3 separate regions of the Homo sapiens genome follow, and regions 1 and 2 are each linked to region 3. Evidence: chromatin loops called from intact Hi-C (ENCODE). Cell type or tissue: A673. All regions are shown on one strand.

The links. A loop is a pair of places that touch in the nucleus more often than their neighbours do. Peaks named below come from ENCODE experiments on the same cell type or tissue, not always from the same donor. Only the 100,000 strongest peaks of a DNase experiment are listed, where the experiment ranks them.
Region 1: a loop joins it to region 3, with 2.3 times the contacts of the local background. A loop is called at or near these places in 2 of 110 quality-filtered maps.
Region 2: it touches region 3 in a loop (4-fold over the local background); 15 of 110 quality-filtered maps call a loop at or near these places.

The regions. Positions count from the first base shown.
Region 1 is chr2:171,952,866-171,960,865 of GRCh38, forward strand. It overlaps HAT1 (histone acetyltransferase 1), which reads left to right. Exons shown (of 11, transcript NM_003642.4): 4 at 16-136. Among named protein-coding and RNA genes, the nearest start is that of HAT1, 34 kb to the left of the region's middle. In A673, a CTCF peak has its summit at 4,414 (motif pointing right); DNase peaks (open chromatin) are centred at 2,096 and 4,376; H3K27ac peaks cover 830 bases.
Region 2 is chr2:171,594,049-171,602,048 of GRCh38, forward strand. No RefSeq gene overlaps it. Among named protein-coding and RNA genes, the nearest start is that of CYBRD1, 76 kb to the left of the region's middle. In A673, a CTCF peak has its summit at 4,880 (motif pointing right); a DNase peak (open chromatin) is centred at 4,893.
Region 3 is chr2:171,700,249-171,708,248 of GRCh38, forward strand. It overlaps DYNC1I2 (dynein cytoplasmic 1 intermediate chain 2), which reads left to right. Exons shown (of 18, transcript NM_001378.3): 4 at 6,299-6,316; 5 at 7,039-7,129. Among named protein-coding and RNA genes, the nearest start is that of DYNC1I2, 17 kb to the left of the region's middle. In A673, CTCF peaks have their summits at 3,550 (motif pointing right) and 6,042 (motif pointing right); DNase peaks (open chromatin) are centred at 3,583, 6,123 and 6,353; H3K4me3 peaks cover 1,910 bases; H3K27ac peaks cover 5,707 bases.

The DNA.
Region 1 (8,000 bases), 250 kb after region 3:
TTTTTTCCATTTCAGTGAAACTGCTTTTGGTTACAAGGGTCTAAAGATCCTGTTATACTATATTGCTGGTAGCCTGTCAACAATGTTCCGTGTTGAATATGCATCTAAAGTTGATGAGAACTTTGACTGTGTAGAGGTAAGAACAGAAATACTTTTTAAACTGTTTTCCAATTTAATTTATTTTAAAATAGGTTTTAGGCCAGGTGCGGTGGCTCACACCTGTAACCCCAGCAGTTTGGGGGACCAAGGGGGGCAGATCTTTTGATCTTAGGAGTTCGAGACCAGCCTGGCCAACATAGTGAGAGCCCATTTCTCAAAAAAACCACAAAAATTAGTGGGGCGTGGTGGCATGTGTCTGTAATTCCAGCTACTCAGGAGGCTGAGGTCAGAGGATGGCTTGAGCCCAGGAGGCAGAGGCTACAGTCAGCTGAGATCATGCCACTGTACTACAGCCTGGATGACAGAGCTAGACCCTGTCTCAAAAACAAAACAAACAAACAATAAACAAATAGTTTCTAAAAATTAAAGGTTTGGGCTGGGTGCAGTGGCTTGTGCCTATAATGCCAGTGCTTTTGGAGGCTGAAGTGGGAGGATCTCAAGCCCAGGAGTTGGAAACCAGCCTGGACAACATAGTGAGACCCTCAGCTACTTGGGAGGCTGAGGTGGGAGGATTACTTGAGCCCAGGAGCTTGAGGCTGCCAGTGAGCCATGATGGCACCACTGCACTCCAGCCCGGGCAACAGAACAAGACCCTGTCTCTTAAAAAAAAAAAAAAAAAAAAAAAAAAAAATTAAGGTTTGAGGGAAGAGAGAATCTGTTACATGGTAGTTTTAAAATCACATTCTCAGGCTGGGTGTGGTGGCTAACGCCTATAATCCCAGCACTTTGGGAGGCCAAGGTGGGCGGATCACCTGAGGCCAGGAGTTCAAGACCAGTCTGGCCAACATGGTGAAACCCCGTCTCTACTAAAAATACAAAAATTAGCTGGGCGTGGTGGTACACACCTGTAATCCCAGCTACTTGGGAGGCTGAGGCAGGAGAATTGCTTGAACCTGGGAGGCAGAGGTTGCAGTGAGTTGAGATCGTGCCACTGCACTGCAGCCTGGGTGACAGAGTGAAACTGTCTCAAAAAAAAATTAATTAATTAAATAAAATCATATACTCAGTCTTTAGTTATGGAGGCATTTGCCTCCCTGTCATTACAGTTAATCCTGTGATCATGATCCTGTTCTGTTTCCTGCATGGACCTTCTTCATAAAAATCTTTGCCTTTGTGATCAGAGTTTTATTTTTTTGCCAACTTTTGTTTTTTATTGTGGTTATTTCCTATAAGTCAAAGAAGATGGAGGGAAATAGCTAAATTTTCCACTTTTACCTAGTGTGGAATCTATTGAAGTTTCTCTTGCTGCATTTCTAATCCCACAAATTTTGCTAATATATTCCTTTATGGATGGAATACATGGATGATCAAGCTGATCACATTATAAAACTATTTAAAGTGAGTGTATCAAAAGGGGATAAAGGTAAAGAGAGAGATGAGGCCGGGCACAGTGGCTCATGCCTGTAATCCTATCACTTTGGGAGGCTGAGGTGGGCGGATCACCTGAGGTCAGGAGTTTGAGACCAGCCTGGCCAACATGGCAAAACCCCGTCTCTACTAAAAATACAAAAATTAGCTGGGCGCAGTGGTGCATGCCTGTAATCCCAGCTACTCGGGAGGCTAAGGCAGGAGAATTGCTTGAACCCAGGAGGTGGAGGTTGCAGTGAGCCAAGATTGCGCCATTGCACTCCAGCCTGGGTGACAAAGCAAGACTCCATCTCAAAAAAAGAGAGAGAGATGAGTATGCATCTGTGGTAGACTGAATAATGGTTCCCCCCAAAAGATATCCATGTCCTAATATCTGGAACCTGTGAATGGTGCCTCATATTGCAAAAAGCACTTCGCTGATGTAATTAAATATCTTGATATTATCCTGGAATATTTGGGTGGACCTAAATGTAATGACATGTATCCTAATGAGAGGGAGACAGAAGGAAACTTGATGACAGAAAAGGAGAAGGCAGTGTGACCACAGAGGCAGATGTGATATGGCCAGAAGCCAAAGAATGCTTACTCACTAGAAGCTGGAAGAAGAAAGGAACAGATTCCCTCCTAGAGCTTCCAGAGGGAGTGTATTACCTTGGTTACAGCCCAGTGATACTGATTTCAGAACACCTCCAGACCGTAAGAGAATAAATATTGTTTTAAGCCACCAAGTTTGTGGTAATTTATTATAGCAGCCACAGGAAACGAATACAGGTTTTCATACCAGGAAGTGGGATGCTGCTATAACCAATAACTAAAAATGTAGAAGTGTCTTTGGAAATAGGTAGAGGCTGGAAGAGTTTTGAAGGTGCATGATAGAAAAAGCATAGATTACCTTGAATGGACTGTTGGTAGAAATATGGATGTTAAAGGAAATATGGGCTGGGCGCAGTGGCTCATGCCTGTAATCCCAGCAATTTAGAAGGCCAAGGCGGGAGGATCACCTGAGGTCAGGAGTTTGAGACTAGCCTGGCCAACATGGTGAAACCCATCTCTACTAAAAATACAAAAATTAGCCGGGCGTGGTGGCAGGCACATGTAATCCCAGCAACTTGGGGGGCTGAGGCAGGAGAATCACTTGAACCTGGGAGGCAGAGGTTGCAGTGAGCCAAGATCGCGCCATTCATTGCACTCCAGCCGGGGCAACAAAAGCAAAACTCCATCTCAAAAATAAATAAATAAATAAATAAAGGAAATAATGGACTGTTGGTTAGGGCTCAGAATGAAGCTAGGAGTGTAGGAGAGAACACCTGTATCATCTTAGAGAATATATATATAGTCATAAACTTAGTTTTGGTAGAAACACGAACATGAGCTGGATGCGTTGGCTCATGCCTATAATCCCACAGCACTTTGGGAGGCCAGGGCAGGTGGATCACGAGGTCAGGAGTTTGAGTCCAGCCTGGCCAACATAGTGAAACCCCGTCTCTACTAAAAATACAAAAATTAGCCCGGCATGGTGGCGCATGCCTGTAATCCCAGCTACTCGGGAGGCTGAGGCAGGAGAATCACCGGAACCCGGTAGGCGGAGGTTGCGGTGAGCCGATATCGCGCCACTGCACTCCAGCCTGGGCAACAGAGCGAGACTCTGTCTCAAAAAAAAAGTGCCTCTGCTACTGAGGAGAATGAGGCAGGAGGATCATTTGAGGCCAGCAGGTTGAGGCTACAGTAAGGTAAGTATGATCATGCCACTGCACTCCAGCCTGGGTGACAGTGAGACCCTGTCTTTAAAAAAAAAAAAAAAAAAAAAAAGGCCAGGCTTAGTGGCTCACATTTGTAATCCTAGCACTTTGGGAGGCCAAGGTAGGTAGATCACTTGGGCTCAGGAGTTCAAGCCAGCCTGGGCAGTATGGCGAAAACCCATCTCTACACGCACACACGCACGCATGCACACACACACACGCTGACACACACACGCTGGGTGTGGTGGTGTGTGCCTGTAGTTCCAGCTACTCTGGAGCCTGAGGTGGGAGACTGGCTTAAGCACGGGAGGTGAAGGTTGCAGTGAGCCAAGATGGTGCCACTGCACTCCAGCCTGAGTGACAGAGCCAGACCTTGTCTCCAAAAAACAAACAAACAAACAAAAGAACTGCCTCTGGTTGGTGAGGGCTTAGAATAAAATGAGGAACATGTATTTGGCAACTGGAGAAAAGGATATCCTTGTTCTATAGTGGCAGAAAGCCTAGCTGAGTTATGTCCTGCAGTTCTGTGGAAAGGAGAACTTACTGTAAGCAATGAACTTGGATGTTTAGCTGAGGAGGTTTTCATGGAAAGTATTGGAGGTGTGGCCTGATTTCTGGCTGCTTATAGTAAAGTGATGAAAGAGATAAATTGAGGGAAGAACTGTTAAACAAAAAGGATACAGGACTTGATGATTTGGGAAATTCTTAACCTATCCAGATTGTAGAAGACACTAGTTAGGATATTCATTGTCAGGAAGGTGGAAAGTGTGTTCTGGAGAGAAAGCCGTGAGTGTGACAGGATAACCTTTTGCTAGTGCTGAAGGGATTAGGCACGTGACTCATGGATCTCCTCAGTTGTCTCAGCAAAAAGCTAGGAATGTAGATCTGGGGAACATTTGTGGAGGACCCTCTTGTCTAATGGTATGAACCCTCATGACGTACACAGGCGACTCAAGGGTTTTGAGAATTAAAACTTTATAGTGCAGCTTGGATTGACAGGACAAAATGAAGGAAGGCTGTATGAACTCTCCAAATTTCACAGGCAGGAAACAGGCTAATAAAACTGCTCAGCTGCCAACATGTGCTACCTTTAAAGAAAGTGGAAGAATGACTCTGAGGGCAAAGCTTTGGGTCCAGAGGGTGGAGCTGCAGGCCACAGTTATTCTTAGGCCTTGAAACCTAATGGAGTTTGCCATGCTGAATTTTGAAATTGCTTGGTGGCAGTGGCTCCTTTCTTCCTTCCATTTCCTTTTCTGGAATGAGAGATTCTATAACTGTTGTCCTATGCCTGTCCTACCATTGTCTTTTGGAAGTGATACTGTGTTTTCTAATTTCACAGGTTCATAGATGGAGAGGAATTTTGCCCTAGGATGTATCATACCCACAGTCTTACCTATGATGAGAGGTGTGACTTTTGAACTGACTATATCTAGATGAGATTTTGGGCTTGAGTTGATATGGTAATGGTTGAGACTTTTAGGAATGTTTGGATAGAATGAATGTATTTTGCATGTGGGATGGACATGAATCTTTGAGGGCCTTAAGAAAATTATATTTTAGGCTTGTTCTGTTTCCGAGCATTCCTCATTTAAGGGCATTGAAACTTCACCATTGATTTTTTTAAAGATTAAATCCCATTTTGTCACTAAATCATATTTATAAAATTGAAAGTTAATTCTTATAGCAAAATCTCTTTTCTTTGCACTTATTAATCCAGCAAGTTTTAGTAAATTATATCTGATATACTGTTGGTAATACTGTGCTAGACACAAGTATGGAAAATGAAATATATTACTTCATACTGTATGTCATAACTTTCCTCTGCAGAAGTAGCAGTTCCTAAAGAATTAACAATTAAACCAACTTTTTCAGGGCTTTAAACTGATTTTAACTGTTGACTTTACCTCTTTTGCCACCCCTATGCCCCATCTATATTTTTGGTTAAAACCTCCTCTCATTACTGGAACTGACTTACTTGGCCCTTTTTTATTATTTAAATTTTGAGGGATTTGTTATATTTAAAGGTTTTGCCCAAAGTCATACAACTAGTAAATAATCAGTATTGTACTAGGAGATGATTATTTAGTGTTATTATGCATAATATATAATAATATCCTGATTAAAAGATGTTAGGAATATTTATGACCTGTTCTAAGAGGATCCAGGCTCTTGGGCTTACTGCTTTTTCTCTCTCTCTCCCGTTATTTTTTTTTTTAATTTTAAGTTCTGGGATACATGTGCAGAACTTGCACGTTTGTTACATAGGTATCTTTCCCCTTTTGACCATGTGTTTTTCCCCCTCATTAAAAAAAATATTTTTTTAATTTTTAATTTTTTGTAGAGACGGGGTCTTGCTATAGTGCCCAGACTGGCCTCAAACTCCTGGCCTCAAGCAATCTTCCCACCTTGGCCTTCCAAAATGCTGGGATTACAGGCACAAGCCACCGTACCCAGCCTTCTCCTGTGTTTTATGCCATGTGCTCCCAGTTTACTGCTATCATTGTAAGGAGCTTCACACTAGCAAACCCCTTATGGTTAAAAATACCATATTGGTAAGCTTGATGGAATCTGATTACTTCATACTGTATGTCATAACTTTCTTTTGCAGAAGTAGCAGTTCCTAAAACATTAACAATGCCACCAACTTTTTCAGGACTTTAAACTGACATTAACTTCTGACTTTACCTCTTTTGCCAACCCTATGCCCCATCTATAAAACTAATTGTGCGTAGCATGAAAAAGATCTGAAATAGTTTCATATAATATGAATTGTGCATAGCATGAAAAAGATCTGAAGTAGTTTCATATTCATTATTCAACTTTAGTATTAGAAATATTTTGAGTTCTATTTGGTTTTTTTGTGTGTTTTTCCCCACTTCCCAGCCATGTTTGAGATGACTGAGCTTGCCAGATAAATAATATGTAACTACATTTAATATTTGTTTTATTTTATATAGTTTGTTTCCCAGGATAACTTTTGAAATTGTGCAGATACAAAAGTGATTCTGAGTAATACTGTAGTGGTTTGATGTTTGAAAAGATGTAATCTTAGATAAACTAGCATTTAACACATTTATTAAAATAGAGTTTTTTCATAATCAAATATGTAGATTGCTAAATTCTCCAGACCCAAGCCCAGCTAGATATTCTTATTAAAAATGCAGGTGATGTTTTTCCTTGTGTGTAAACCCACTGTTGGAGGGTTTTTGTTTTTTACAGTTGCAGCTGATAGCACTGAATTGATTTCTTCCAAAGGAACTATTGATTTAGTTATAGATAAATCTTTTAAATATTTCATGCAGTGAAAATAGCTGTGTATTTGCATTGACATCTAATTGTTCCATTCTTGAAAATTAGGTTTTTCCATTTAGAAATACTGTGTTAGGAATAAGGAATCAATCTTTTATAATGTCTCTTTGTAGAGTTACTTATTTGCTTTGTGGTCAAAGATCATTTATATTGCGTATTCAAACAAAGACTTTTTTCCCCTTATTAAAAACGATTGGGTAGGGGATATGTGGGTCATGGGCTTGCTTCTTCTATCTCAGTTTGCAGTGAGTGTTCATTCCATAGTGCCTTCTGTGTTGTTGATGCCAGCGATACAGTGGCAGACAAAGTCATGGAGCTTACATTCTAGCCAAGAGGAACAGTCAGTAAACAAAATAGTAAATACACAAATTAAATTCAGGCAGTATTATGAAGATACATTTTGCTCATTTCTGAATGATAAAGGAGGAACCAGCCATGTTATAATCTGAGGGTAAAGCTTACTAAGATACAAAGGCTCTAAAAATACAGCATTTTTGGCATTTTTGTAGTCCAGAAAGATTACCAGGGTTAAATCATTGTGGTGATGGAGAGAGGGGTAGGAGATGGTTGAAGGGGATGCAAAGCTAGATCATCATATAGGATCTTGTGTTCTGTGATAGGTGTTTGCAAGAAATAAGAGTAGTTGGCATTCTTTAGAGGCATTCTTAAGTAGGTGGAGGTCATAAACAATGTGATTTATATTTTTAAAATATGATTCTGGCTGCTGTGCAGAGAACACACTGTATAGGGCAAAAGTGAAAGAAGAGACCGGAACATTGCAGTGTTAGAGGTGACACTGGACTTAGTTGTCAGAGTAAGGAACATTTTGGAGGTCTGCTGTTGAATTAGATGTGACAGATGAAGAAAAAAAACGAGAACCCCATTGCCCAAGTTCAATTATGGTACTGTTAACTGGGAAAACTATAGAAGAAATAGGTTTAAGTGGAAACAATAAAAAAATTTTATTTTGGATGTTAGGTTTGAGTCTAATATATTAGGGCTTTGCAGATCATACTGCATAGATGGTCAGCAGCCATAACATCTGCTTAGAAGTTATTTCTTATTAGGATTATGTCATTACATTAATTTTTAATCATCCATTCTTTTACTTTTCCAAGCTGAATGCTCTAGTTGCACCTAAAATTCTTCAGTCACAATTAAGATGCCTATAAAATCTCTACTAGCCACCATCTTTAAAGGAAACATAATTCTGAATTTTACAATACAATAAACTTGATTATTCAGACACTGATGATTTTTTCATCTGGTTGTCCTTGACCTTTGCTTTTATTAACACCTCCTGCTCTGTGCTTGTAATGCCAGCTACTCTGTAGGCTGACTCAGGAGGATCATTTGAGGCCAGGAATTTGAGACCAGCCTTGGTAACATAATAAGACCCTGCCTATTAAAAAAAAAAAATGCTGA
Region 2 (8,000 bases), 110 kb before region 3:
CAAATATGTCGTTAAAAGAGCATCCAAATATTTAGCTAATAGGAACAGAACAATAGGATAAACCTAAAGAAAGTGGAAGGATGGGAATCATAAGGGAAAAAAATAATGAACTAGAAAATGAAGAAACAGTAAAGCACATCTTTTGAAAAGACTCATGGAAGTGATGACCCAGACAGAAAGGCTGTGCCCAATCCCCAGTGTTGCAGTTGGGGAGAGCACAGGTTTCATAGAAAAGTGCTGCATTGCCAGGCACGGTGGCTCACGCTTGTGATCCCAGCACTTTGGGAGGCTGAGGCGGGTGGATCACCTGAGGTCAGGAGTACAGGACCAGCCTGGCCAACATGGTAAAATCCCATCTCTACTAAATAATACAAAAATTAGCCAGGCGTGGTGGTGGGTGCCTGTAATCCCAGCTACTTGGGAGGCTGAGGCAGGGAGAATTGCTTGAACCCGGGAGGCGGAGCTTGCAGTGAGCCGAGATCATGCCACTGCAGTCCAGCCTTAGTGACAGAGCGAGATTCTGTCTCAAAAAAAAAAAAAAAAAAAAGAAAGAAAGAAAGAAAGTGCTGCATCCAATTGGATAAAGAAAATGTGGTCCATATATACCATGGAATACTACACAGCCATAAAAAATGTCTTTTGCAGGAACATGGATGGAGCTGGAGGCTATTATTCTTAGCAAACTAACACAGGAACAGAAAACCAAAAACCACATGTTCTCACTTATAAGTGGGAGTTGAATGATGAGAACACGTGGACACAAGGAAGGGAACAACAGACAGTGGGGTCTACTTGGGGGTGGAGGATGGGAGGAGGAAAACGGCAGAGAAAATAACACTTGAGCTGGGAGCAGTGGCTCATGCCTGTAATCTCAGCTCTATGGTAGGCCAAGCGGGCGGATCACAAGGTTGGGAGTTCGAGAGCAGCCTGACCAACATGGCGAAACCCCATCTCTACTAAAAATACAAAAATTAGCCAGGCATGGTGGCACGTGCCTGTAATCCCATCTACTCAGGAGGCTGAGGCAGGAGAATCGCTTGAACCCAGGAGTTGGAGGTTGCAGTGAGCCAAGATCACTCCAATGCACTCCAGCCGGGCGACGGAGCAAGACTCCATCAAAAAAAAAAAAAAAAAAAAAAAAAAAAAGAAAGAAAGAAAATGACACTTGAGTACTAGGCTTGATACCTGGGAGATGAAATGATCCGTACAACAAACCCCCATGATGTGAGTCTAGCTATATAACAAACCTGTACATGTACCCCTGAATCTAATATAAAAGTTAAAAATTTAAAATATATATATTTTAAGTGCCACCTTCAACAGTTCCTGAACAGACTGTGGTGGCTGAGGGACAGGTCCAGGCAGATTCTAGATTTTCCATAAAATGGGAAATCCTCTCAAAAGCCAGTGAATGCCAGCATGGTCCAGGGAACAAAACCAAGAGCCCTTGACCCTCCAAGAGAAAGTGGAGGTGACTATTTAGGCCACAGAAGGAGGAAGAGGCAGAGTATGGGACCAGCCTCAGAGCTGTTGGGGTCAGAGCCATCAGCCAGGCATGTGGTAGAAAGATCATTTAGGACCATGTGGGTCCCTTGGGGAGGGTGAGCAAAGCTCAGACCAGAGCTCCTCCTAATGCCAGCACTCCATGGACACTCCCATTGTGTTCCACCTGGGAATTCATATCTCTCCAGGGAGAAAGGAAGGAGAAGAAGGAAGGGAGAATTTCATAGTTGATGTTTACTTACCCAGAAGAGACTGAGTCTAAACTAAATGCTACAGTTTGAATTAGAAAAACATTTTTGCATATCTGAGTCCTAAGACTCTGAAATTCATGCTAGCTATAAAAGAATAAATGTGCAAAGAGGACTTGAAAAATCTAAATAACTAGACCTTGGAAAAATCAGAATGGAGAGTCAGGTTGAGTCACAGGAGCTTTCTGCTGGCGTTTAGCCATTAATGTGATTCAGCTTCTTGCTCTTTATGCCTTTGCTCCCTTCTCTCTCCTCTTCCAGGCAGATAATTCCTTCTGTATTTGCAAATCAGTTTCCCTAGAGAAAAAAGTACATTGGCTCAGCTCACCAGTTCACACCAAGTCTCACCATAGTGAGTTAGCCCAAGGGCTTCCTTTGGGTGAGTCTTGCTTCCATTACATCTTCCCAGTCTCCCCATACTCCCCCACCACCTCCTCACAGGCACGTGTATGTGTGCAAAGACCAGCTCAGGTTGAGTGAGGCAAGCTTGAGGAGTGATATTCCTGGTGTCTACAGTTAAAATATGGGAGAAAAATATACAGGCCACTATGATCTCGATTTTCCTGCCCAAGAATATGAGCCTAAATGAGGTAAAGTGTGAGTGCCTCATACAAAGGCTGGCTGTGTACTAAGCCCTGTGTTAGCTGTTATAAGAGCCAAGGGAAAACTTCCCCGTGGCCCCTAAAGGTTTGCAAAAATCAACTGACAAAAGGCAGAGTAATAGGAGAAAAGGCATATGAATGTATTTGACCATAGTTTTACATGACACAGGAGCCTTCGGAATGAAGACCCAAAGATACGGATGAAACTGTCTACTTTCATGCTTAGGTTCACCAAAATGTGGACGGAAAGGCTATGAGCTATAATAGACTGAGTGGGGAAACCCAAGAAGGCCTGTCTATTATTTATTTATTATTTATTTATGTTTAATTTATTATTATTATTTTTTGAGATGGGGTCTCACTCTGTCACCCAGGCTGGAGTGCAGTGGTGTGATCTCCACTCACTGCAACCTCTGCCTCCTGGGTTCAAGTGAGTCTCCTGTCTCAGCCTCCCAAGGAGCTGGGATTATAGGTGCGCACCACCACACCCAGCTAATTTTTGTATTTTTAGTAGAGATGGGTTTCATCAGGTCTCAAACTCCCAACCTCAGGTGATCCGTCCACCTTGGCCTCCCAAAATGTTGGGATTACGGGTGTGAGCCAACACACCTGGCCTCTATTTAGGTTCTTCTTGGCCTCTGTGCAGCCTTCCTTCCTCTTGGGTATGGGGCTGGACCCTCTCTGGAATGGGGAGATCTTATGACCTACAATCAGACAAACTAGGTCAAATTGCTTCTTTATGGCCAGTTTTTACACAGAAAGGTGATGTGGGTGGAGGAGTGGAGTTAGAATAATATGTTTAGGTTTTATGGCTGGCTTTAGGGGAAATGGATTTTGGTTTCTGAGATGCACCTTGCCAAAGAGTTTCTTCAGTAGCTAGCCTTGGGGGAGAATGAGAGGCCAGTGACAGGAGGCGAGAAGAAGGTCAGAGAGAGCTGCTTCTGAGGTCTTCATTTTGGGTTATCATTTTCTGAGATCTTACACTGTCATTATCAACAACATTAGATTAGAGCAAAACCTTGGGCTACCTTTTTTTTTGTAAGTCCCTTTTCAACTCTCCTTTTTATTTTTTTTTAAACCATCCTCAGAAATCCTCTAGTCATTTCCTATAATTATTCTATACATATAAATCCTACCTCTCTAACAAGGCCAGATAATTTTTTTAGGAGTTTTCCCTATTTTTTCTTTTGGATCATCCACAGACTCCAGGGGAGTGTTATGCACAGATCAAGTGCTCAAATGATAAAATACTTTATTATACATTGGCTTCATGAGACATTTATCAAATTGTTCTGAAAATTTATTGAATTGAATTTATTCAGTTGAATTAAAACTTCCTATTAACAAGATAGTAATTATTTGAAAGACACATACATTTTACTAATGAGCACCTAAAGAGTGGCCAGATGCTGTGCATGCCATCTCCCAAACATGCCAGCCTGTTCCCTGGTCCGCACCTGTCTGTCTTAACCATTTACTTCTATGCTTCAAACATTCTCACATGGAGACTAAAAAAGATATAACAGCAAAAAAATCAGGCCTAGTTTATGATTCTAAAAATAAACTTAGCTGGGCATGGTGGCACACCTGTAGTCCCAGCTACTTGGGAGGCTGAGGTGAGAAGATCGCTTGAGGCCAGGAGTTTGAGGCCAGCCTGGGCAACATAGACCCTGTCTGAAAAAAAATAAAAATAAACTTAAAACCAGTAATTTTTAAAACATTTCTTATGGAAAATGTCAAACATAAACATAAGATAGAGGGAACAATTTAATGGAGTCTCAAACTTCAAGAGTTATCAACATTATGGCAAATCTTATACCCTAGTCAACTGTTTTTCCATGCTGTATTACTTTAAAGAAAAATCTAGACTATTCCTCCTGTAACCTTTCAGAATGTATCTCTAAAAGATAAGGACTCTTTTATTAAACATAACCATAATATCACTAAAAAATAACAATGTTTCCTTAAGACCATAAAATATCCAAGGTTCAAATTTCCCAAATTGCCTCCCTAATGCTTTTCAGAGTTTTACAATTAAGATCCAAATTAGGTCACGCTTTGCATTTGATGATGTTTTTCTTCAATCTCTTTCAATTGAAGTTCTTTCCTCTCTCCTTTTTCCCCTTTGTAATTTATTTCTTGAAAGAACTGGGTCATTTGTCCCATAAAGTTTCCCACATCCTAGATCTGCTGATAGAATCCTTACACTGTGTGAATTATGTTCTTTAGTCCCCTGTACTTCCTATAAACGGGTAGATTTTCAGCCCTGTGCAATAGAACTTTTTGTGATGATGGAAATGTTCTATATCTACACATGTGGCTATTATGCTAGTGTAACCGAGGGATTGAATTATTTTTATTTTATTTTAATTAATTTAAAGTTGACCACAAGCAGCTAGTGCCCACCATAATGGACAGCACATAGAGGTTAACTGAAATGGAAATAGACACGTGGCTAGTGTCTACTGTATTGGATTCAGGTTTGATTATTTATCAACAGTATGTCATACATGGTGAACTTCCACTAGGGGGCTCACAATGCCTGGTTGTCTGTAATGTTAGCAGCCCATTGGTGATCATTGTCTGTACCCGTACGTGAGAGCAGTTGCAAAATGATAAGACTCGATTTCTATCATTCCTTCTTTATTTATTAGCTGAAATCTATCAAGAAAACAATGACTCATCAATAGTTTGATTGCTCTGAGGTATAATTTATACAAGAAAGACAGAATAAATAGATGTTTAACTTTTTGAGGAGCTGCAAGACTGTTTCCCAAAGCAGCTCCACCCTTTAACATTCCCACCAGAATGTATAAGGGTTCCAATTTCTCCACATTCTTACCAATACTTGTTATTGTCCCTCTTTTTTATCATAGCCATCCTAGTGAGTGTGACGTGTATCCCATCGTGGTTTTGTTTGCATTTTCCTAATAACTAATGATGGTGAGCATCTGCTCATGCTTATTGGCCATTGGTATATGTCTATGGGAGAAATTTCTATTCAGATCCTTCGCCTACTTTTAAATGAGTTATTTATCTTTTTATTATTGAATTGTGTTATTTATATACCCTGGAGACAAGTCCTTTATCAGATATATGATTTGCAAATATTTTCTCACCTTCTGTGGGTTGTCTTTCACTTTTTGTCCGTCCCAGCATTTGCACTAAGACCCTTGCTGCCCGTCGCGCCTCCCAGCCGATAACTGAGCAGGGAGGGGATAATAAGGCAGGCTCATTCCTGGAGATGTGGGACTTCTCTTATGGCTGAAGGTTTTTGCCAAACCTTCCTTACACTGCTCAGTGGTCCAGGATGCTTCATCCAACCTTCCCTCCTTTTCTTCTTTGAGATCGGACTTGCATTGCCATCTGACGGCTCTCAGCCTTCTCCTCCTGCCCATGTCTCTCACAGCAGAATTTTTCTTAATAAAATCTTTGCACATTTAATTCCATCTTGGTGTCTGCTTCTCAGAGGACCTGGACTAACACATCAGGCAATGGCAATGCCTACCCTAAAGAACGACTTTTACAGTTCAAGGCCAAAGTCCTTCTGTATTGGATAGCAGCAGCAACCCAAAGCAAGAACAAAGGTAGAGATCTGGACTCTCTAGTTGACCACAGGGTTTCTACCCAGCGAGAAGGATGATGATTTTTTGAGCTGGATAAATCACACCTGGATTTGAATATCAGCTCTGCCACTTAGGAATTTGGTGGCTTTGACAAGTTATTTAGCCTCCCTGTGCCTTAGTTTCTTCATCTGCAAAATGTCAACAATACCAATGCTGTCTCTCTGCATTTTTTAAGATTGAATAAAATAATGTAAAAAGTAACTAGTACAGAGTACAGAGCAGGAGCTCACCAAATGTTGGTTTCCTTTCCACACCCTTCAATCAGGCAGTATCATGCTCAGTTAACTGTTCAAAGGCAAGTCATAACTTGGCTGGATATGGGCTGCACACACTTTGTAGGAGTAAGCTAAGTGGTGAGCATAGAGTTTTCCCTTGCCTTTCCCTGATCTACTCTGGCCAGCTATTGCCCTCTTAGCTTCCTGGGTACTCAAGAGATGAGCTTTCCTGATGGGTTCCATAGAGATACCCAAGAAAAACACTGCTCTGAAGGAAAAAGATAAGGTTAGGCTAGAACCCCTAAAGCACAATGCGGTCCCAAGAGAAACAAGCTCTGTTATGTTTTCTGACAGTGACACAGGTGCCTATGGAGGAGGTGGCCCAGGAAAGGGACGGAGGAAGGAAGAAAAGAAATTCTGGAGAATCTGACAGAGGCAATTCAAGTTTCTGAAAAAGTTCTTTCTAGTGGTTTGTGAGCATGTTAGCAATAAGGCAGCACACATGGATGTCCATGTCCTAAATAAGTAATCTTTCCCCTTTGTTTCCTCTAGCCAAGATTGATGTGGGCTGGGCACGGATTACATGCATGTAATCCCAGCACTTTGGGAGGCCAAGGTAGGTGGATCCCTTGAGCCCAGGAGTTTGAGACCAGCCTTGGCAACTTAGGCTCTTGCAAAACCCCATCTCTACTAAAAAAAAAAAATAGCCGGGCATAGCAGCACGTGCCTGTAATCCCAGCTTCTCAGGAGGCTGAGGTGGGAGGATTGCTTGTGCCTGGGAGGCAGAGGTTGCCGTGAGCCATGATCGCACCATTGCATGCCAGCCTGGGCAACAGAGCCAGACCCTGTTTTGTTTTTTGTTTTTGTTTTTTTTTAATTGATTTAAAGAATGTTAAAGCACGTGATTGAATATGGAAATATCAGGAAAGATGTTTACCAAAATACCTTTGTGGCTGTCTTTGGATGGTGGGATTTCAGGTTTTTGATCTTTATAATTTTCTGTATTTGCTGCCTTCTGTGCTGCCCAAAGCTGCTCTCCCTTCTCCTCACCTCACCTGAATTTTTGTGTTGTTCTGCGATGGCGCCTCTTGGCCTCCAGCTTCCATAACCTTCCCAAGTGCTCTGCCCCAGATATCCCCACTTTTAACCAGCTTTTTTTCTCTTTAAAAATTCTCTGGACAAAGTCTGCTCCTTCTGGCCAGATGTGGTGGCTCACATCTGTAATCCCGGCACTTTGGGAGTCCAAGATGGGAGGATCACTTGAGGCCAGGAGTTCAGGAGCAGCCTGGTCAAGATGGTGAGACCCTATCTCTATTTTAAAAATTAAAAGATACGTCGGCACAGTGGCTCACACCTGTAATCCCAGCACTTTGGGAGGCAGAGGTGGGTGGATCACCTGAGGTCAGGAGTTCAAGACCATCCTGGCCAACATGGTCAAATCCCATCTCTACTAATAATACAAAAATTAGCCAGGCGTGGTGACACGTGCCTGTAATCCCAGTTACTCAGGAGGCTGAAGCAGGAGAATTGCTGGAACCTGGGAGGCGGAGGTTGCAGTGAGCTGAGATCACTCCACTGCACTCCAGCCTGGGCGACTAAGGGAGACTCCATCTCGAAAATAAAAATAAAAGAAAGTCTCCTCCTTCTGTTGTTCTCACACACTTCGCGTTGGCATCTTCCCTTCCACACACATTCTAAACTCCAAAGGGCCTTGATGATGAGGAGGCTCTTTGAAGAAAATCTCTAGTCAGCCCAAGCCTAACCCTATCCCTGCAAAAATCATGTTGTGGTTGGAAGTGTGGATTA
Region 3 (8,000 bases):
CATGTTAGCTGGGTTCTCCCAGAGTGAGCAATCGAAGAGAAAAAGAGAGTCAGAAGAAAACTGTCCTTTTTATGACTTAGATTTGGAAGTCACAAAGCATCACCTCTGCCACATTCTGTCCATTGGAAGAGAAACACTAAGTCCAGCCCACATTCACAGAGAATTTACCCATAAATCAAAGTCACAAATTTTTGAGGGATTTTCTGAGAGATTTCAACATTTAAAAAAATCGTAGCCTTATAAGTGATGAAAGGCATTTTAATAGAGTTTTAAGCAGGATAGTGTCTTAGATGGGTCACTAAACCAAACTACTGTAGAGACTAAAGACTGGCTTGTTTAATCGTAACTATAACCAGCTTTCAATTACCCTAGTTTTTTTGTTTTTTGTTTTTTGTTTTTTTGAGACAGAGTCTTGCTGTGTCGCCCAGGCTGGAGTACAGTGGCGTGATCTTGGCTCACTGCAAGCTTCACCCCCTGGGTTCCCGCCATTCTCCTGCCTCAGCATCCAAAGTAGCTGGGACTACAGGCGCCCGCCACCACGCCCGGCTAATTTTTTGTATTTTTAGTGGAGATGGGGTTTCACCGTGTTAGCCAGGATGGTCTCAATCTCCTGACCTCGTGATCCACCCTACTCAGCCTCCCAAAGTGCTGGGATTACAGGTGTGAGCCACTGTGCCTGGCCAATTATCCTAGTTTTATAGCCTGTCTTAGGTGACTCTGATTTTTGAGAGTTGACTCTGAGAAAAGTTGGTTAAAATAAAAAATATGTCTTGATAAACCATTTGTAGCCAATAACAAACTGATTTTATCTTAATGGATTTGAACTCAAAAACAAGCTTTTTGCTGGGGTAAATATTGTAGTATTAGTATTGTATTTTTATATTCATCTTGAATGGGCATGTTTAGACTATAAACTTTAAAAGAGATCATTCCCCTGCTATTTTTCTTTTTTTTGGAGACGGAGTCTTGCTCTCTCTCCCGGGCTGGAGTGCAGTGGCACGATCTCCACCTCCCAGGTTCAAGCAATTCCCCTGCCTCAGCCACCTGAGTAGCTGGGATTACAGACATCTGCCAACAAGCCCAGCTAATTTTTGTATTTTTGGTAGAGACGGGGTTTCACCATGTTGGCCGGGCTAGTCTCGAACTCCTGACCTCAAGTGATCCACCCACCTGGTCCTCCCAAAGTGCTGGGATTATAGGTGTGAGCCACTGTGCCCAGCCCCTTGCTGTTTTTCTTTATGCCAACTTTTTTTTTGTTTGTTTATGAGTGTAGATACAAGAGAGAAAGGGAGAAGGAAGAAAGATACCATTAAACTTCATACTGTTAGTTTAATGTTATTACTAAATTAAGCCATGGAGAGATAATTTAGTTAAGTAGCTACTTTTTAAAATAAAAATGTCCCTAGTGAACATGATTGGCTATAGAAAGGTTTTGAAGAACATTTTATATATGATTTAAACTTTGTTGAGTATTTGGATTAGTTATAAGACAGTGGGGAAGGTAGCATATTTTATCTCCAGTCATTTTATAAATAGATTATTAATAAAAAATTTTTTACAGAGTATACTATCTGGCATAATTTTCAACAAAGGTTTTTCTGAGTGGGGCGGAATAGTATCTTCCTCTTGATTAAATATTAGCTTATCTGTTGTGAACTATTTGACTTCAGAGTTTTTAGCTGTCAGTAATTAAGAGTGGAGACTCAATTCTGGTCAAGATAGAACATTGTAGGGAGCAGTAAATAAATATGCTTTGAAAAACAAGCCAAATGTCATTGCTTTAATTTATTTAGCTTATGATATCTATTTGAAATTTTCAATAATGTGTAGGCATGTGAGATTGTGTTTATCAAAGCAGCATGAGCTGATTAACAGTTGAATTACCAGTTTCTCCAAATAGCTATGAACAAAGGGTTGGCTGTTCCTTCCCAGAAAAGGTTAACACTGTATTTAGATTTAAGAATTTAAGTTTCCAAGTTAGATCTACATCTTTTCCTTTCTTTGAGGTTCTTATTTCTAAATGATGTTTCCCTTTCTTGTTGGCAGATTTACCATTATAATGGAACCTGTGAAGGGTTAAAGGCTTTCTGAAGATCTCATTACCGTTAGAAAATTAGGCTAAGTGCATTTCATAATCCTTAAAACATATGCCTACAAGTCCAGTATTTATTTGTAATTTGGCCTGAAAAATACAGGATACGGATGAAGGCCATGGCTTTCAAACCTTTTTTGACAGTAAACCACAGTAAAAAATCTATTTTGTATCATGACTTAGGATGGATACTTGTTTTTCTTTTCAATATAGAATGTACTCCTTATTAAATATTTTTAAAGCATAGAAGTATAAAAACACTGGGTTTATTTTAAAAAATCAATCTATTGTTTTCCTAAAGTGGATTTTTTTTTCCTACTAAAAACAATTGGTTTAAAGAAAAAAGAGATACAGCTAATCAAACCTCTCATAACTTTTCTTTGCTGGTAGTTTTTTTTTTTTTAAACAGTCTCACTCTGTTGTTCAGGTTGGAGTACAGTGGCACAAACTGCAGCTTCTACCTCCAGGCTCAAGCAGTACTTTCACCTCAGCCTCCCAAGTAGCTTGGACTACAGGTTCACACTACCATAGCCATCTAATTTTTTTGTTTTTGTAGAAATGGGGACTCACCCATCTCTACAGGCTGAGTGTGCAGGCTGGTATCAAACTCCTGGCTTTAAGCGATCCTCCTGCCTTGACCTTCCAAGATGCTGGGATTACAGGCATGAGTCACTGTCCCTGCCTACTGGTAGATTCTTAATTATTTGGCAACTTGATGACTTTTTGTTAGAGATTCTTGAGAGCAAGGAGAATATATTACTTACATTTTTACCTCTGGTGCCATCACAGGCTAGACACCTAAATTTTTGTTCCATTATTACTAGGTCATGTCTTACCGCCTGGTAAGGGCGAATTAAAGCCATTCTGCTTTAGGACAACAACTAAATCGTATTGTTTAATTTAATTATTTTTTGAGACAGGGCCTCACTCTGTTACCCAGGCTGGAATACAGTGGTGCAACCATGGCTCACTGCAGCCTTGACCTCCTGGGCTCAAACAATCCTCCCGCCTCAGCCTCCTGAGTAGCTGGGACTACAGCCATGCGCCACCATGCCCAGCTGATTTTTTGTAGAGACAGAGTCTTGTTATGCTGGCCAGGCTTGTCTCAAATTTCTAGGATCAAGGAATCCTTTTGCCTCAGTCCCCCAAAGTGCTGAGATTATAGGCATGACACATCACACCCGAGCTAAAATGTTATTTTCACTTATTAATTTCTTTTTTTTAATGTAATGCTCTAAATCACATTGACAAGGAGAATAAAGGAAATGAAACTCTTACGAGAGATTAGTAGAGGATATTTAAACCTCATTATGAAGAGAAAGAGCAAGGGGAAGGAAGAAATTAATATTTCAGAGAGTTAAGGTTTAAAGTAACATCTTTCAGAAGGTCAAAAAAAAGTAAGGTATGAAAAATAGGTAGTTATTTAAATTTTAATATTCCGGGCTAAGAACACTTGTGTCCAGAAGGGGGCATTATTGTAACGTGGACTGTGTTTGAGTACTGAGTATCATTGATGACCTTAGAAGAGACTTCACAACTTTGGGTTCCACGCATCCCAAAAGCTCACTCCTTCCATTTCACAGTCTTCTACCAACACTCCCATTCCCTACATTCACCTTCCTTAGCTTTCTACCTTTTCCAGGTCTTTCTTCCTGATAAAAACCCCTTCTTGCCAGAGGCTTTCTTCTACTTGAAAAATAATTCAGCTATGTGCCATCCTTTGCCCTTGAGACTTCTGTGTAGTTCTGAGTGGTTGACCCAGACTTAATGCTAATTCTAAATCTAGGTGCATTCCCAGGTCCTTTGTGGTCTAAAAATATTCTAGTTGTTTCTTCACAGGCCAGAAGCCAGCAGTGTTAATTTTATATCCTTGGAAGGACAAGGTCTAAGCTGGTAGGAAAGGCTTTCTTGATTGCCTTTTTGTCCTGGATAGTTAAAGAAGTACAGTCTTTCTCACATTACCTACATGATCAGTGACTGCCATGGTTTAGCTTTTTTTTTTTTTCTTTTTTTTTTTCTTCTGTGACAGTTGTCAAAGAAGAGAATAGGTATCTGTGCTCTAAACTTCTAAGAAGCTGAAATTCATTAACATATTCACCTATGTTTATATTAATTCCTTTACTTTATACCATTTAAAACCTGTTTTAGGCTGTTTATGTGCAGAACTGTGGAGTAAAGGTAATCTGATTGAATCACTGTTCTTACTAAGCAGATCATATCTCAGATACTTGGCAAAAATTAATTAGTAATGGTTTATGTTATTTTCAAGGCTGATTAGACTTACAAACTGTCTTTAAAAATGAATTCCAGAAGTGAGTCTTTTCTTACATTTGAGAACCTGTGAGTTGATTAGTGTTTCTGTTTTGTTTTGGCCTCCTGAATGCATGCATTCATTTGTTCTCAGGGGTTTATTGAAGTCTGGGAATATAGTGGTATTTGCCTTCTTGCATAATTCTAGTATTCTTTGATTTTTCTAGATTAATTGGATTAAAATGTAGCAGTTACCAAATAACACTATCATTCCCCTTTTTAAAAATTAATATTCCTCCTTTTGTAATGATAGTAATTTTTTTCTAGGATTGTCCCTTCTGTGGTATACATTATTTATTATTGCAAAATGTAGCTGTGGCTCAGATAATAGCTAAGAGTCCTTTATAGAGTCTTTTCCATCATTTGGCTTGAACCTATATTTGGGAGAAAGAAGATAGTTCTGGGATGGAGATATTTATATAATTACAAATGTGAAGTCACTGTGATTTATTTTGGCTTTGGCTAAGAAACTGTGATAATATGGTAGCATCACCCTTTTATTTTTTATTTCTGAAACTTTTATTTCAGAACTGGCTGTTAATGTATCTGTTTATCTGTGTAATTAGTATTTAGCCTGTTTCTGTAAAGAATTTTGATTAACATTTTTTAAAAATGTAGTCTTTAACCAAGTAAAATACTGTTGAACTTGTTCAGTGGAGTCATTGATACTTGAAATCATCAGAAAGGGGGAAAAGCATGTTAAACTGAAAAAGAATTCTGTAGTTCATCACAAATAGATTGATGGGAATTTTACTAATTTTCCTCCAACCTCTGATATGTACACTTGGAAAAATTGTTTTTCTGAGTATGAAATTAGGTATGTAATTTAAAGCATACAAAATTTCTTCTTTAAAAATCTTGAAAACATTGTGGTGCCTCACTATAATTTAATAAACATTTATTTGTGTTTACAGCACAGTAGGCAAACAACTGTTAAGTATTACTCTAGTCCTATATCAGTTGGGACTTAGACTAGGGGAAGCCTCACAGTGAAAGATGGACAAAAAATGAAGAAATGTAACCTAAGATAAATTAAGGGACATTAATATTCTTCTACTTTAGATGAAAATCATTTTTAGGTACTTTGAATTATACATACAGCACCTAGCACAGTGCCACCTACATGTAAACTATAGGAAGCTATCTGGTCTTATAGTTGTTTCTGACACATTTAATCACAATATTAGAAACATTGATGAAGTTTTTATAGTCCTTTGAAATTTAAGCAGTTAGCCACTGTATCTTAGGAAAGAAATATTCTAGTTGTGATTTTTTTTTCTTATAATCTTATTGGTGTCAATTAGAATTTACCATTGAAAAAATAAGGATGATCAGTTTTATACTTATGTTTAAGATGTGAGCCATCATAATATATTATACATTTTGATAGATTACCAAGCCCACTGTTTTTACTGCAGCGTGTATAAACATTTAGACATAATTTTAAGGTTCAATGAATGTGACTATCCTAAAAAACACAGACTTTTAATTAAATACTTATTTCTTTAGTTCCTATATAACTAGGAACTTGCCTTCTTTTCAGTAGACTGTTAAAAGAAGGGCTTTCAGCTCAACATAAACTGTATTAGTCACTTAATATCATACACTGAAAAATTATTTTGAAAAGATACTTGGGATTGGGGACATTTATGATAAAATTTAACCAGAAGATGGCAGTGATGATCCTCCTATACTCCCTGCAACGGTAATCAAAAAGTTTTACAAATGTCATAGCATGAAATGTGCACGTTCAGCTGTTGTTATATAATGTTAAAAGTTGAGGATCTAGGGGAAAGCACTTGCTGTTTATTTTATATACTATGAAAAATGTGTATTTTTCTATAAGAAGGGATTAAGAATATTTTGGGTGTCTGTATCTTTGTCTGTACACTTCAGTTTTTTCTGAATACTGGGGTAAGGAAGTTCCCATAAGTCTTGCCTTGTTTATTTGCATGCATCACTTTATGTTATGCATAATGTCTAGAAGGCATGCTGTTTTATTGCCTGTTTGCATTTTTCACCCAAATTGCTGGAAACTAATGAACATTTTAAAGGAGCCATTCCTTTAGCTGCAGTCATTTCTCTAAATTGATATCTTTTTTTGGGGGGGAGGCAGTGAAATCATTTTAAACATTACTTTTTGAAAGAAAAAATTATTAGACAAAAGTTAATATTTTAAAATAAATCTTGAGAAACTAGAGATTAAATAACTTAATGAAACATATTTCAGAGTTGAATTTTGGCAGCAATTGTAAATAATATTTATAATCTGGTGATATTAAAAGTGAAAAGTTACAAGGGGGAGAAGGAATGCTCTCCTTTGAAAATTAGTGGCCACATTTGGTGATGGATGAGATGAAGATGCATCCTTCCATAATCTTGCCTTTTTAAAAAAATTATAAAGCTCAAATGCATTTTGCCAGAAAAATTGCATGAATCTTCAGCATGCATTGTTAACTTTTTGTCTTTTCCCCTTTCTTTCTGCTGTTCATTTTCATTCATATATTTTTGATTTTTGGTTTGCCATTGTTTTTTTCTTTTTTGTTAATTACTTCATTAAATTATTTTTGAAACGTCATAAGCTGAGCAACCTCTCCGTGTAGTAACAGCGGATACCTGTCTATTTCACTATTTAGTCCCTCCTCCTATGTCTCCATCCTCCAAATCTGTGAGCACTCCAAGTGAAGCTGGAAGCCAAGACTCTGGAGATGGCGCCGTGGGATCTAGGTACAGTAATTTTCCTTTTAATGTTTTAATGATAGAATGCATTCAGTGCCCAAATACTGTTGATACTTTAAAGGGACTCTAAATAGTTGTGTCGAGTTAGTCCTAACATTTTAAAATCTAAAATGGCATAGAAATTCTCTGTTGGACACTGGGAGAAAAAAAAGGTTTCTTTGTTTTTTTTTAATAATATTTTAACTGTCACATTTAATTAACTTAGTACTAAATAGTCAACCGGTTTTATGCTAATTATTTTATATTAAAAATAGAGATATTAATGCTTTTAGATTTTTCTGTTTAAACTTTTTGTTGGTTATTACGTGAATGTTTTGGGTGTAAATAGTGTAAAACCTCTCTCTTGTGCTTGATTCCCCATTCAGTAATTGAAAATGTAAACAATTCTGTTAAACAGTTCAATTCTGTTCTATTAAGTCATTAGTTCTGCTAATTAAGATAGAGAATAATAATGCATAAAATGTCAAGAGTAAGGAATAACTGCTAAGGACAACATTGAGAATGTTTACTGTCAAGCATTCCTGAACTTGCATCTTCCTTGTAAAATTACATTTCGTGTTTGTTTTAGGATCCTGCATACATGTTGGGACTTGCTTTTCAAAAGTTCAGTAAGATTTCAGCTTTCTTTCAAAGATCATATTGGGAAAAGTATTACTACTTATTCCTCTTTGTCTCTCTCACACACACACACACACACACACACAAAATAGTGAGTATTAAATGTACTTTTTGACTTCTGAAATGAAATTAAACATAGGTAGTCAAAATCCACAGCTGATTAAGAATGCTTATTTTGGGCCAGGAAGTTGCATGTCCTCACCAAGAAAATCTCTTAACACACCTTTTAATAAGACATAAG